Linked DNA regions of Homo sapiens: region 2 is linked to region 1. A link is a contact called in ENCODE Hi-C or POLR2A ChIA-PET data. All regions are on one chromosome and are shown on one strand. The core of a region is the stretch at or near the end of the contact, and the rest is flanking DNA. Distances in the headings are between cores, read along the strand shown.

Evidence for each region. A loop is a pair of places that touch in the nucleus more often than their neighbours do. ChIA-PET counts read pairs that join two places held with the same protein, here RNA polymerase II (POLR2A). Pooled maps may share reads with other maps.
Region 2: a map of Calu3 shows a loop between it and region 1 (2.0-fold over the local background). The contact joins two enhancer-like sites. A Hi-C loop is called at or near these places in 1 of 168 maps with a recorded cell type or tissue (Calu3) and 1 of 50 pooled maps. POLR2A ChIA-PET finds 5 or more read pairs at or near these places in 1 of 52 experiments (activated CD8-positive, alpha-beta T cell).

What each region holds. Positions count from the first base shown.
Region 1 is chr10:58,435,958-58,442,120 of GRCh38, reverse strand. The region is part of intron 1 of LOC105378316 (a long non-coding RNA gene); the gene reads right to left. Among named protein-coding and RNA genes, the nearest start is that of TFAM, 54 kb to the right of the region's middle. Within about 2 kb of position 2,985, at least 3 of the 41 ENCODE cell types and tissues checked have a DNase peak (open chromatin) inside an H3K27ac peak, as active enhancers do.
Region 2 is chr10:58,662,654-58,668,816 of GRCh38, reverse strand. The region is part of intron 2 of BICC1 (BicC family RNA binding protein 1); the gene reads right to left. Among named protein-coding and RNA genes, the nearest start is that of BICC1, 150 kb to the right of the region's middle. Within about 2 kb of position 2,601, at least 6 of the 41 ENCODE cell types and tissues checked have a DNase peak (open chromatin) inside an H3K27ac peak, as active enhancers do.

The DNA of each region.
Region 1 (6,163 bases), core at 1,736-4,235:
CATCAACTAAATATAAATGCATGTGTTCATTAAGATATTCCAAAAATAAAACATTATTGACGACTTTTAGTCGTTTCTAGAGTATTAAATATGTATTATAAAAATAATAAAGTAAAAAAGAGAATCAATTATTTATACTTCTTTTTCCACATTCTATATTTTAGGCTAATAAAATAGGGGACCAGGAAAATTTCTTCATAAATGAATCACAGCTAGTAAATGCAAGAAGAATAACGGAATCAAAAAATCAACAGCTTGGAACCTCTAATGAAATAATTTATGTAGGCAATTTGAATCGTCCAAAAATATTAAGTGAAAGGTTGATGGAGAACCTTTTTAATGAATAGATCATGTTGACACTATCTAAACTCATTGGTTAATTTAACATCACTAAGAGTGGGATAGCCAGGCATTGTGTGCCTCTGGACATGATGGAGAGGAATTTAATAGCATGGCGTCTATATACTAGCAACAAAGTGTCAGAAGTTGAAATTTAGAAGTGTTAACATTTATAAGATTAATGAAGATATGAAATACTTATGATGATGATCTTGGTAAGGCAAAGATTTCTTAGGTATGACACCAAAAAAGTTCATAAAAGAACACACTGGTAAATTGGACTTCATCAAAATGAAAACATTTTGCTCTTTGAATAACACTGTTTTATAAATGAAAGAATGAAAATGAAATGAAAGAACAAAAATTAAAAGGCAAGCCACAGACTAGGAGAAAACCTTTGCAAAGCCTATATCTAATAACGAACTTGTATCTGGAACATATAAAGAACTGTCAAAACTCAACAATAAGAGAAAAAACATTCCAATTAAAAATTAGGCAAAAGATTTAATCCGACACTTCACCAGAGAAGATATACAAATGGCACATGAAAAGCTCAACAGCATTAACCATTAGAGAAATGCATATTAAAACCACAATGAGGTATCACTGTATACATACCCATCAGAATAGTTAAAATTAAAAAGACTGACCTTATCAAGTATTGGTGAGGATGTAGAAAAACTGGAATTTGTATTCACTGGTAGGTAGAATGTAAAATGGTACAACCACTTTGCAAAATATTTTGACAGTTTCTTAAGAAGTTAAACATATACATATCATATATCCAGCTATTTAATTCCTAGGTATTTACTCAAGAGAAATGGAAATTTATGTCCTTTCAAAGACTTATTCCTGAATTTTTATAGCAGCTTTATATTTAATAGCCAAAATGTAAAACAACTCAAATGTTCATCAAAAGGTGAATATATAAACAAATTGTGGTATATCCATACAATGGAATATTGATTCACAATACTGATCCAAAATGAATGAACTATTGAATGACACATGGGTGAATCATGAACTACTTATACTGAATGAAAGAAGTTTGGGTGAGAGTACACACTGTGTGATTCAACTAACATTAAACTCTGGGAATTCCAAACTAATCTATAGTGACAAAAAGATCGGTAGTTGCTCAAGGAGGAGAGTGGGGTGGGCAAGGTGTAGAGATCACAGAGAGTCATAAGGAAGTGGTTGCCAGGATGTGAAAAAGGATTCTGAAGGCTCATTTGGGTTCAGATAGAAGAGAACCATGCTTGACTCATGATATGTAAACAGGGACAGGAGAATAAGTAGGGACAGGTCCTACATATTTCCGTTTAACACCTTCTGTTTGGGTTCAATTATTAGGTTCACTTTTTAGCTAATGAGGAGTCATTGAAGAACATACAAGTAAATTTTGATTGATAGTAGAATTGAAGGTGGGTGCAGTAGGCAGAATAACAGTCACCCCCAGAGATGACCACATTCTAATCCCCAGAAACTGTGAGAATTAAGGTTGCAGATGGAATTGAGGTTATTAATGAGCTGACTGTAAAAGAGAGAGAGAGAGAGTATCCGGGATTATCCAGCTGGGCCCAATGTCATCACAGGGTGCTTGGTGAAAGAGGAAGTGGGAGTGTAAGAGTCAGGGTAAAATGTGATGGCAAAAGCAAAGCTAGGGGGACACAATGTGAGAAGGACTTGACTGGCTATCGCTGGCTTTGAAGATGGGAGGGGGCCACAAGCCAAAGAATGTGGGCAGCCTCTAGGAGCTAGAAAAGACAAGAAAATAGATTCCCCTTGAGTTTCCAGAAAGGAATGCAGCTGTGCCGACACCGTGGTTTTTATCCCAATGATATAATTTCAGACTTCTGACCTTCAAAACAATGAGATAAAAAAATTGTGCTGTTTTAAGCCCTACATTAATGGTAATTGTTACCACAACAAAAGGAAACTAATACAGTGAGTCAGCATAAAATTTTGGAGAAAGATCAGAACAGGTGACAATACTGGTCCGAGTAAGGGCAGATCAAGGTAGATAGGACTCCAGAGTGGTGAACTCTGGGCCTCTAGAGGGCAACAGGAAAGTATTGAGCACTGGAAGATAGGCATGATAGACCTATGAAGGGGAAAAGGGTCCTGAAAGAAGATAGGCTGTGACCACCTTGACTAATTTCATTGTATTCCTAAATACAAACCCTGGGGAAGGGTTTCCTTCCCTTCCCCACTTTGTTGTTCACTTCTATGCAGTATTCTTTGCCACACTTCTCTCTCCTGAATCCTGATACTGCTAATTGCATTGTCTCCTGGTTGAAAATATAACATGAATGTTCCTAGCATTGTACTTATACTGCATTGCAAGTATTTTATTTATGCTAATTTTCCTTTATTAGACAGTGAGCTCTTTGGGATTATAATCTTATGTCTTTGTGCTGTTAGTGCCTGCCACAGTATATGACTAGTAAATTTGTGATGAAAGGAAGGCTGGAAAGGAACCTCCATCTTCCCTGGATATCCCAGAGAAAGAGAGTTTTTCCTTCTGGAATTTGGCAGAAAGATTCATGAGGGACAGGTAGAGACTTGCTGGGCAGCCAAGAGAATCAGTAACTTTATTGTTCCCATCAGGTATTCTCATTTCCTAGCACGAGCCCTGCCTGTATCTTACCTGAACCATAAGGTATGGCCTTCCCAACCAGTGCATGGGCTGCAAATCTGGAACATTTCTGAGGTTTGACTACAACCTATTCCTACAGTCCTTGAACAAGCACCATCCACAATCAAACCAATGCAAGTTTTATTTGTGTAAAAACTCTTAGCCAGAGTTCTTTAACTCTCAGTTATATGATTGATTACCTTAAACCACACTAGCAATTGGATAAGGCATCAAAAACAGAAAAATCTGCTTATGCAGTTTTTGGATCTGAAAACCAAATGGAAACATTAATTTCTTAAAGCTGAAAGCAGTTACTGGATAAAACTCCTAAGGAATCTTGAACAACCTATTGAACCAAAACAACATCCTGTCCCACAAACGCTTTCAATTCATGTTGTGAAATAAAACAGACATCGTGTTTTTACCCTCAGAACATTAAACATAGTATTGAGCTTCCAGTGCTATGAAATAGATATACAATTTCAGAAAGTAGATGAATAAGTCTCCAGTTCTGTTGAAAAATAATTATGGCTTAATGTTTATTTTTTTCATGTTGAACCTATTGCCAGCTAATTATTTCAAAATGAATCTCTTTCCCAATCCTCTGGAAAAGAATGCTTGGTATGTTTTGATTGGTCAGTGTGCCATCATGCATTTTATGAGCTCTTTGCTTAATCTGATGTTAATGTATTCTTTCCAAGCAAGGGAGAAAGCCCATGCCCAGAGGTGGAAGCAGTGGCACCTGAATTGCTCAGCTGATATTCACTGATAAGAAAGCGACCCTGTCCTCTTTTTTGGTCATATTCTTCCATAATGCCTTCAATAGCACCATGCATTTCTCCATCATCACTGTCTTTGCACACATTCATTGTCTGAATGAGTAATAACCTTTCCAAGGTCTATCTTCCCTGTTATATTGTAAGCTCCAAGAGGATAAGCAACATGTTGGTCATAGTCCATACCCTATTTCTAGTGCCTAATACTGTGCTTAGTATATAGCAAGCACAATTTTAATATATTATGAGTTAATGAATGAATGAACAGGCCCTTGTCTCCTTCCCTAAGGGCTAGGCAGTTTAATCCTAAGACAACCAGGTGCTTTCAAAAATAACTCTTTCTGAACCAATACAGGTGACATGGACATTTTCTTAATATATTATTCTCTAAGGAAACATTTCTTCACTTGTTCCACTACGCTATGTAAACACTCTTATCTGGCAATCTCTTCAGCATGTATACATTTAACGTGTATTTAGTATTTTTCTTTTCTAACTTTTTATTGTGCTTGTATCTTATCAAATCATATTATTTATACGTTTTTACTGTGTATGCTCCTAGACTTCCTCTCTGCCTGCTCTGATCTTTGGATGCTGCAGGCGAAGCACCTTACCTGTCCCAGCTTTAGATTCCAGCATTAAATGCTGGCATTAAGCCCATACCAGCCCTTGGATAGGCAGAGATCAGATACTGTTTGACATTAACAGAGAAATGAGATCCTAATGAGGACACTCTCAGGCACCAATATGAATTAGCATGGAAATGGCCAAATTCAACCTTGAAGTTCTGCTCTCTTTTCGATTTCTTCTTCATATCAAATAACCATCAAAAAGTAAGTAAACTTTCAAGGGAATGATTTGTTGGGTTATGGTCTCAGATTTCAAGAAATAGGGCTTCTAGGGAAAAGCATCGGCACGTGTGATGTCATGAGAGGAGGGGAAGAGGAGGGTCTAAGGCAGAATGCCGCCTCTGCTCAAAGATGTTATTCATTTTATACCACATTTCACCTCTTCCCTCATGCCTTTCTCCAGTCTTCAAAAATGTGAATTTTGGTCACTGTTGGCCTTGCCTCTTATTGCAAAGAAAGTTTTGTCATTTAGTGACTGGGAAATAGCCTGTTGTATGAATTGTATTTAAAATTATTGTGCAACTGGGACCATAAGCATGAATGTATAAGGGTTCACAATCTTCCCTCTCTGTGACTGCTAGCTTGTCTCCAGGACTCTGTGAAGCTAATCAGGCCAATGGGTAGAAAGATCTGATAACTGGAAGATAAGATACAGACTGGGATTTTTTTTTTCAATCTTATAAAGAGACAAATTTATTTATTTTTGTGTTTTGTTGGGAGAGAGGGAGGAAAAAGACCAGAACCCTGAGTGCAATGCAGGGATGAGAAAGAGATTTTGTGAGTTGAGCAAGTCTTTGAAAAAAAACTTCAGAGTGATGGGAAATAGAAAGAAAGATGCAGAAATAATTGTTAGGATGTCTGCTAGATATTCTTCTGACATTCTTCAAGAGTCCCTGGTAAATATTTGAATTATTTTCCAATTAGTCTTGGTGTTCAAAGTTGTGTTTATTTGAATGTCATATAAACTGGACCACATGGGTCAACATATTTAAATTGACTTCTTTTATCCATATATATAGAGAAATCAATATTGCAGGTAGGTGAAACCCAACCAATCAGAATTTTCTTAACTAATTTAACTTGTATTTTCCTTGAGAACTCTTAAGAGAAACAAATAAATGAAAGACAATTATTTCATACAAGAAATTCTGTTAGAATACACACATATGCAACTGTTACAGAATAGAAACACACTTCAATCTTTAATACTTTTTACAGACACAACTCTAATCAGTAACATGAACATTCGACTGAAATTTAAAATGGTGGCCCTGAAATACTTTTTAAGTCTCAATTTTTGTACGTACTAAAGAAAGATAATCAAAAGATATTTTTGGCATGAGACCCAATCCCTTCTGGCCTGAGGCATTGTTATGAAAGGTAGTTTGTTGCATACCTGTCTGGCTACCTAAAGCCACTTCCCGTTTGCCCCAAGAACACTGTGCTGGCAGTGAGCCACATTTTTTTCCAAACAGGAAATGGGTTAAAGACACAGCATGCAATTCTGAAGGGACCCCAGATCAGCAACTTACGGACACATGTTTGGAAAAGGAAACTTCACTTTGATGCATCAATCATTTTTCACTCTGTTCCTTTTCTTTAAAAGACGGGACTTTATGAGCAGTACCTTAAGGAGAAGCAAACTAAGATTTCTCTGTGCTCTGAGGAAACTCTAAAACATTGAAGGGCAAAACAACTAGATTTTTATCTTTCCCATTGGAAACTTTTTCTCAAAATGACCCATTCCTATCAGGCCTTTGGGGCTCCTCCTCAGGTATGTT
Region 2 (6,163 bases), core at 1,352-3,851, 230 kb before region 1:
CCAACTCCTGAGTTTCTAAGTTTTTCTTTAATCTGATCAGGAAAAATACTGAACTAGATGCACCATTAGTAGAAGAGAAGGAAAAATAATCTGGCTTTGCAAGTTCCTAGGTTCTGGTTTACTGTAACTGGCCCAAAATGAAGTAACGATCATCAACAAATGAGTAAACCAACACCAGAACTCTCTGTTATCAATAAAACACTTTTCCCAAATAAGATAATTTCTAGTCACATGCTATGTCCATTTAAATTGATGCAATCCTTGCAATGTGTGTTCTTTAAAAGGGCAAATGAAGTAAAAGTGCAGCTCAAATATGATTACTGGGATACAGGTTGTTGTGCAAAAGTAAAATTTTGAGATGTTTTTCAGTCAGGGTCAAACCTAAAGGTGAGATTCAGAGCACTGTGAATTCATCTGGAAAAAAAAATTGAGTGAAAAGTATAAGTTTTAAGCTTTATTGATTTTTCCCTTTATTTTATAAGGTCATTCAGTGAGGATCAAAAGCTCACACAAGATGAATTCATAAAAGAAATGGAGAGGAAAAGTTTTTAAAACTACTTTTTGTATAAATTGGTGCACCTGGCCCAAGGCAATAATGCACCAACTGAAATCAGAGCATCTACAGATGACGTAAAACTTCCTTTCCTTTCCAAATTCAAATGACTCAAGGACTCTTCCCAAAGAACTTTTGCTTCCAGTTTGCATGCTATGCATTTTCTTAAAAGCCGGATGACCGTGAAATATTTCATTCTGTGTAAACTGTTTACTACCAATTTTTAATTTATTATGTTTTTTAAAAAATTTACAGTAAGCCAAGATGAGACAAAGGAAAAAAACTTTTATTGAACATCTGGTATCCATGAACACTTCATAAATATGTGCTTTACCTCTGCTTAATCTACTTAACCTGATTAAGCAGGCATGCTCCCCATTTAACATTTGAAAAGGAAGTTTAGAGAGATTTAAGATCACCTAGCTATGAGTTAGGAGCATCCTCCAGTCCTGGCTTCTCCAAGGAGTAGCTATTAGTTCATATAGATATGTCATCTCTCTGACACTCTATTTCCTCATAGACAAAATAAATAGACTCAAGTGAACCCTGTAGTTACTTTAAAAGGTAAATTTGATCTTTCAGAGACTGGTAATAGATGTTCAGGCTTACTTCCTCCCCTCTACCCTATTGCCTTTGCCTTTATCCAATTTCACTGTTCTTTACTAATTCCACAGAATGGTTTAAGAAAAAAGGAGCTGCCAAAAAAAAAGAGTACTTAAAAGTGTGTTTTGGTATTGGTAACACCATCCAGACCTTTGAAAGGGAAATATAAGAATTCCTTGAACCCTGAGAATTAAGGTTAAAACTACCTTCCCTAAGAATTATAAGAGTATCCAAAGACTTCTACTTTTGCTATATTTTTTTCATAATTCCAGTGAACAAATGGGACCAGACTTCATAAAATTCCCTCAAATACCTCATACCTTCACTTTAAAAAATCATTACTGTGTTCTCATAGTTTGGTAAAGAAATATCATTAATAGCTATGAGAAATTGTATATCTAAACTTACATGTCATTCTTTACAAATTAGCTTTTAAAAGGACTAAAAGGCCAAGAAGAATAAGCAAGTAGTTTCTTCTGGAGCCTACTTATATAATCTACAGAGGTACAAACACACAGTAATTAGTTTGAAAATAAAATGAAATCCTAGTTTGGTAAGTAATTTGCCTTCCTTAAAACTGTCAGTGGCACTAAATTGAAATTTTTTCCTTCTAGCTGACCAAATTGTAAGCCTCTTTCATCTAGATCATTATTGAAAAGTGAGAATAACCCATTATGTCTAATATATTTATCAAAGGAATTTAAATATTAAGTAGACAAGTTAAATAGGAGCAAATAGCTGAAATTTTTTAGTATCTTATTTAAAGTTGTTTCCAGGGAGGAACTCAAGGAAAAAACAAGTATATCCTAAATAATTCAATTAAGAAAGAGAAAAAGAGTGCCATATCAGCAATTGAATGGCTACTATGCATGGTGGGAGGGGTCATGCAAGGTAGGAGGTTTTAGGTAGATTGGTTTTCTGTCTTTAGTCCCATAAAAGGAAGGCCTCACTATTCCATTTAACAGGTGAAGAAAGAGATTCAAACACTAAGTAACTTGCCCAAGAGCATACAGCTAATAAATGCTGATTTTGTATTTCCAGCATATATACACTTGAATGAAAAATCCAAGCACTTTTATACTACATCACACTTCTTCCCACCTTCTGTGTGCTTGGATAAGGATTCAAAAATTAAAAGTCACATTCAGCAACCTATTAGAATTAAAATGCTGGCTGAAGGAAAAGAACATAATTAGGATATTGTTAAAGCAAACTAAATATGGCCTGAGAAGGACTCAGTACTTCTATATTTGAGTCCTTATAGATGAACTATAACCTAGCTTAACAGTGAGACAAAATTGAAAACCTAACTTAGTAATATGCACCTGAAACAATAGCTGAGTGTTGGCCAATCTCAGTGGCCTACTTCAACCACTCACAGTCTGCTGAATGTTCAACCTGTGTTCAAACAAGGCAAATGCCGAGCTGTAACCAATCTCACTCTTTCTGCACCTCACTTCTGAAAGTGAAAGTAGGTCATTTTACGTTTTTTTGTCTATAAATTTGTTCTGACCACAAGGCACCCCTGGAGTCTCTGAATCTGCTGTGATTCTGGGGACTGCCCGATTTGCAAATCATTCATTGCTCAATTAAGCTCCTTTAAATTTAATTTGGCTGAAGTTTTTATTTTACCAATATAATATATCAACTGCTTGGCCAGAAGTATGAGAACATAAGGAACTTGTACGTCTAGCAAGAGGGTAAACTGGATGTTCAGATGAAACCGACTATACATGTTTAAACAGAAAATATCTCAAAATGCTGAGTAAAATATAAAACCATACTTTTGCAAGGTTATAAAATTCATTAGAGATCAGAAATGATAACAAAGAAATAGACGGGTAAATTAGGGCTAGAGCCAGCATTTGCCAGCAAAATGTCCACTAATACCTGGTGGTCTACAGCGTGGGTTTTAAAAAATGTTTAAAGAATAGAAAATAAATTTCAGATCAAAACACATAAAGTCTCAGAAGATGAAATAAAATAAAACTTTCCCTTAGTGATTCACAGTGTAGATGAGTGCCTGGTTTTGCCTTGGTGAAGCAAGGGGAATGAAAAACCTCTCTCCTCTGAATTCCTAAACACAAGATTGTATTTATGCACTATTGGCGATAGAATTCATGAACAAAGCAAAACAGATTCATTTAGTTATGGCTGTATTCCCAGGCAGATAAAGACAAAAATACTCTCTGAGGCCAAGGAGTTTAAATACGGGCTTCAACAAGTACAATCAAACCACCAAAGATATGAGAGGAAAAGCCATGATTAGTGAGAGTCAACAGAAAAAGACCACTAAAATAATGCAGGCACTATAATAATATTATACAGAATACTTATGCTTAAAAACACAAGAGAAGTTATCAAAAGTATGTTAAGGGAACAAGATACTATTAAAATTGATCTTGCAGATTTCAAAAATGGTTGTTTTTGAGAGAGGTGGGAACACTGAGAATGCCCCTTTCCTGAGGCTTCGGCACACAAGACCTGACTAAAACTGAGGCTGGGAAGTGACAGACTACCAAACCACCCACTTACCCTTCCATGAACTTTTTACCAAGTAATAACAAGCAGTAGTCTACTACTGGGGAAGTGGCAATAACACAGACCCCTGTGGCACAGCTGTACAGAGCTGGCAGAAAGCCAAAGGTAGATCAGGAACACAGAAAACTGTACCACACTCCGGGACTCATATTAAGCTCAATGTAGCAGCAGCAATCCATCCACCACTGGAGAAATCTGAAGTCTGTTTGCACTCAAGGTAACTACAGCAACAGCAAAATTCAAACCCAGCTCAACTGCTGACAATACTGACTACTGACACACTCCCCTATATTAACGAACTGAAGAAACAAAAAAAGTAACCATTGTGGGTATTAATTTTATTTACCACAGACTATTGCTCTTTAACACACAATACCAATATTCAATAAAAAATTACAAGACACAAAAGTGGAGGGAAAAAAAAAACCCACAAGCCTATCATCAACAGATAGCATAGTCAAATGAAATAGACCTCAAGATGGCCCAGACTTGTAAATATCAGATAGAACTTTTAAAATAACTACAATTAATATAAGGATCTAATGAAAAATATTATCAATGTGTCTGTATAGAAAGGGAAATTTTACCAGAGACATAAAAACTATAAAATAATCCAATGAAAAATGTCTGAAATGCAGAACAAAGCCACAGACTGAGGAAAAAGCTATTTACAAAACCTATATCTTATGAAGAACCTATATCCAGAACTCTTAATGCTTTTTAATCCAATAAAAAATTAGCAAAATCTCAAACATATACTTCACCAAAGGAAACAATGATTAAGCACATTAAAAAATGCTCGATATTGGTTCTCAGAGAAATGCAAATAAGTCCACAATCAGAAACTACTAAGTATCCACCAGAATGACTAACATTTCAAAAGATAGATAATAACAGGTGCTGACAAGGATGTGAAACAACTAAAACTCTCCTATATTGCTGGTGGGAATTTGAAATGGCATAGCTACTTTAGAAAATAATCTGGCACTTTCTTAGAAAGTGAAACACACACTTACATGAGCCAACAATTACACTCCAAGGCACTCATACAAAAGAAGTGAAAATATATGTTTACACAAAGACCTCTATGTGCATTTTACAGCACCTTCATTCATAAAAGCCTTAAATTAAAAATGACTCAAATTCCATCAACTAGTGAATGAATGTTTTTAATGTGATATACCCATACAATAGACCACTACTCAGAACCAAAGCAATGAACTACTGACACACCCAACAACCTCAAATGAGATGAATCTCAAAGGATTTAATAAATAAAAGAAGACAAAAGACTATAGCATATGATTCTATTTAAACCAACCATCTCCAACCTTTTTGGCATCAGGGACCAGTTTCATGGAAGACAATTTTTTCACCGAATGCAGGGGCAGGGAGATGGTTTCGGGATGAAACTGTCCCACCGCAGATCATCAGGCATTAGATTCTCATAAGGAGTGCATAACCTAGATCCCTTGAATGCACAGTTCACAATAGGGTTCATGCTCCTATGAGAATCTAATGCTGCCGCTGATCTGACAGGAAGGGGAGCTCAGGCAGTAATGCTCACTTGGCTACCGCTCACCTCCTGCTGTGTGACCCAATTCCTAACAGGCCGATACCAGTGCACAGCCTGGGGGCTGGGGACCCCTGATTTAAATGACATGTTGGAAAAGAAAGAGAAAACACACCAGAGGTTGTCCAGTGCTAGAAGTTGGGAGGAAGAAAATGTCTGTTAAATAAAACCTAAAAATTGGGCCGGATGTGGTGATTCACACCTGTAACCCCAGCACTTTGGGAGGCCGAGGTGGGTGGATCACCTGAGGACAGGAGTTCGAGACCAGCCTGGTCAACATGGTGAAACCCTGTCTCTACTAAAAATAAAAAAATTAGCCAGGTATGGTGGCATGAACATGAAGTCCCAGCTACTCAGGAGGCTGAGGCAGGAGAATGGCGTCAACCCAGGAAGCAAAGGTTGCAGTGAGCCGAGATAGTGCCACTGCACTGCAGCCTGGGCAACAGAGTAAGACTCCGTCTCAAAAAAAAAAAAAAAAAAGAAAAAGAAAAAGAAAAAGAAAAAAATTGGATGTTCAAAGCCAACTACAAATAAAAATGACATCTTTCATTTATTTATTCAACAAAACATTATTGAGTGCCTACAGTGTGGCAGGTACTATTCTAGACACTGGATAAAAAAGAATTTTATTTTAGTTGCAAGAGTTCTCTTTTTCAGAAAAGTGATGACAACAAATGCAATAAATTCACTTTATACAAGTTTTCCACATGTAACTGAATGTTCAGAACTCGCAATACTTTTCCTTTCTTACCAGATTGTTACAAAATCTCCTATATTATCTCATGATAGTTTTGTTATACATTTATTAGGATGAACTATATGAAACTGCAATGTTGTCAACAAAATAGTTCTTTCCTATGTTTCAAAAACAAGGATTCAGAAGCAAGAAAGGT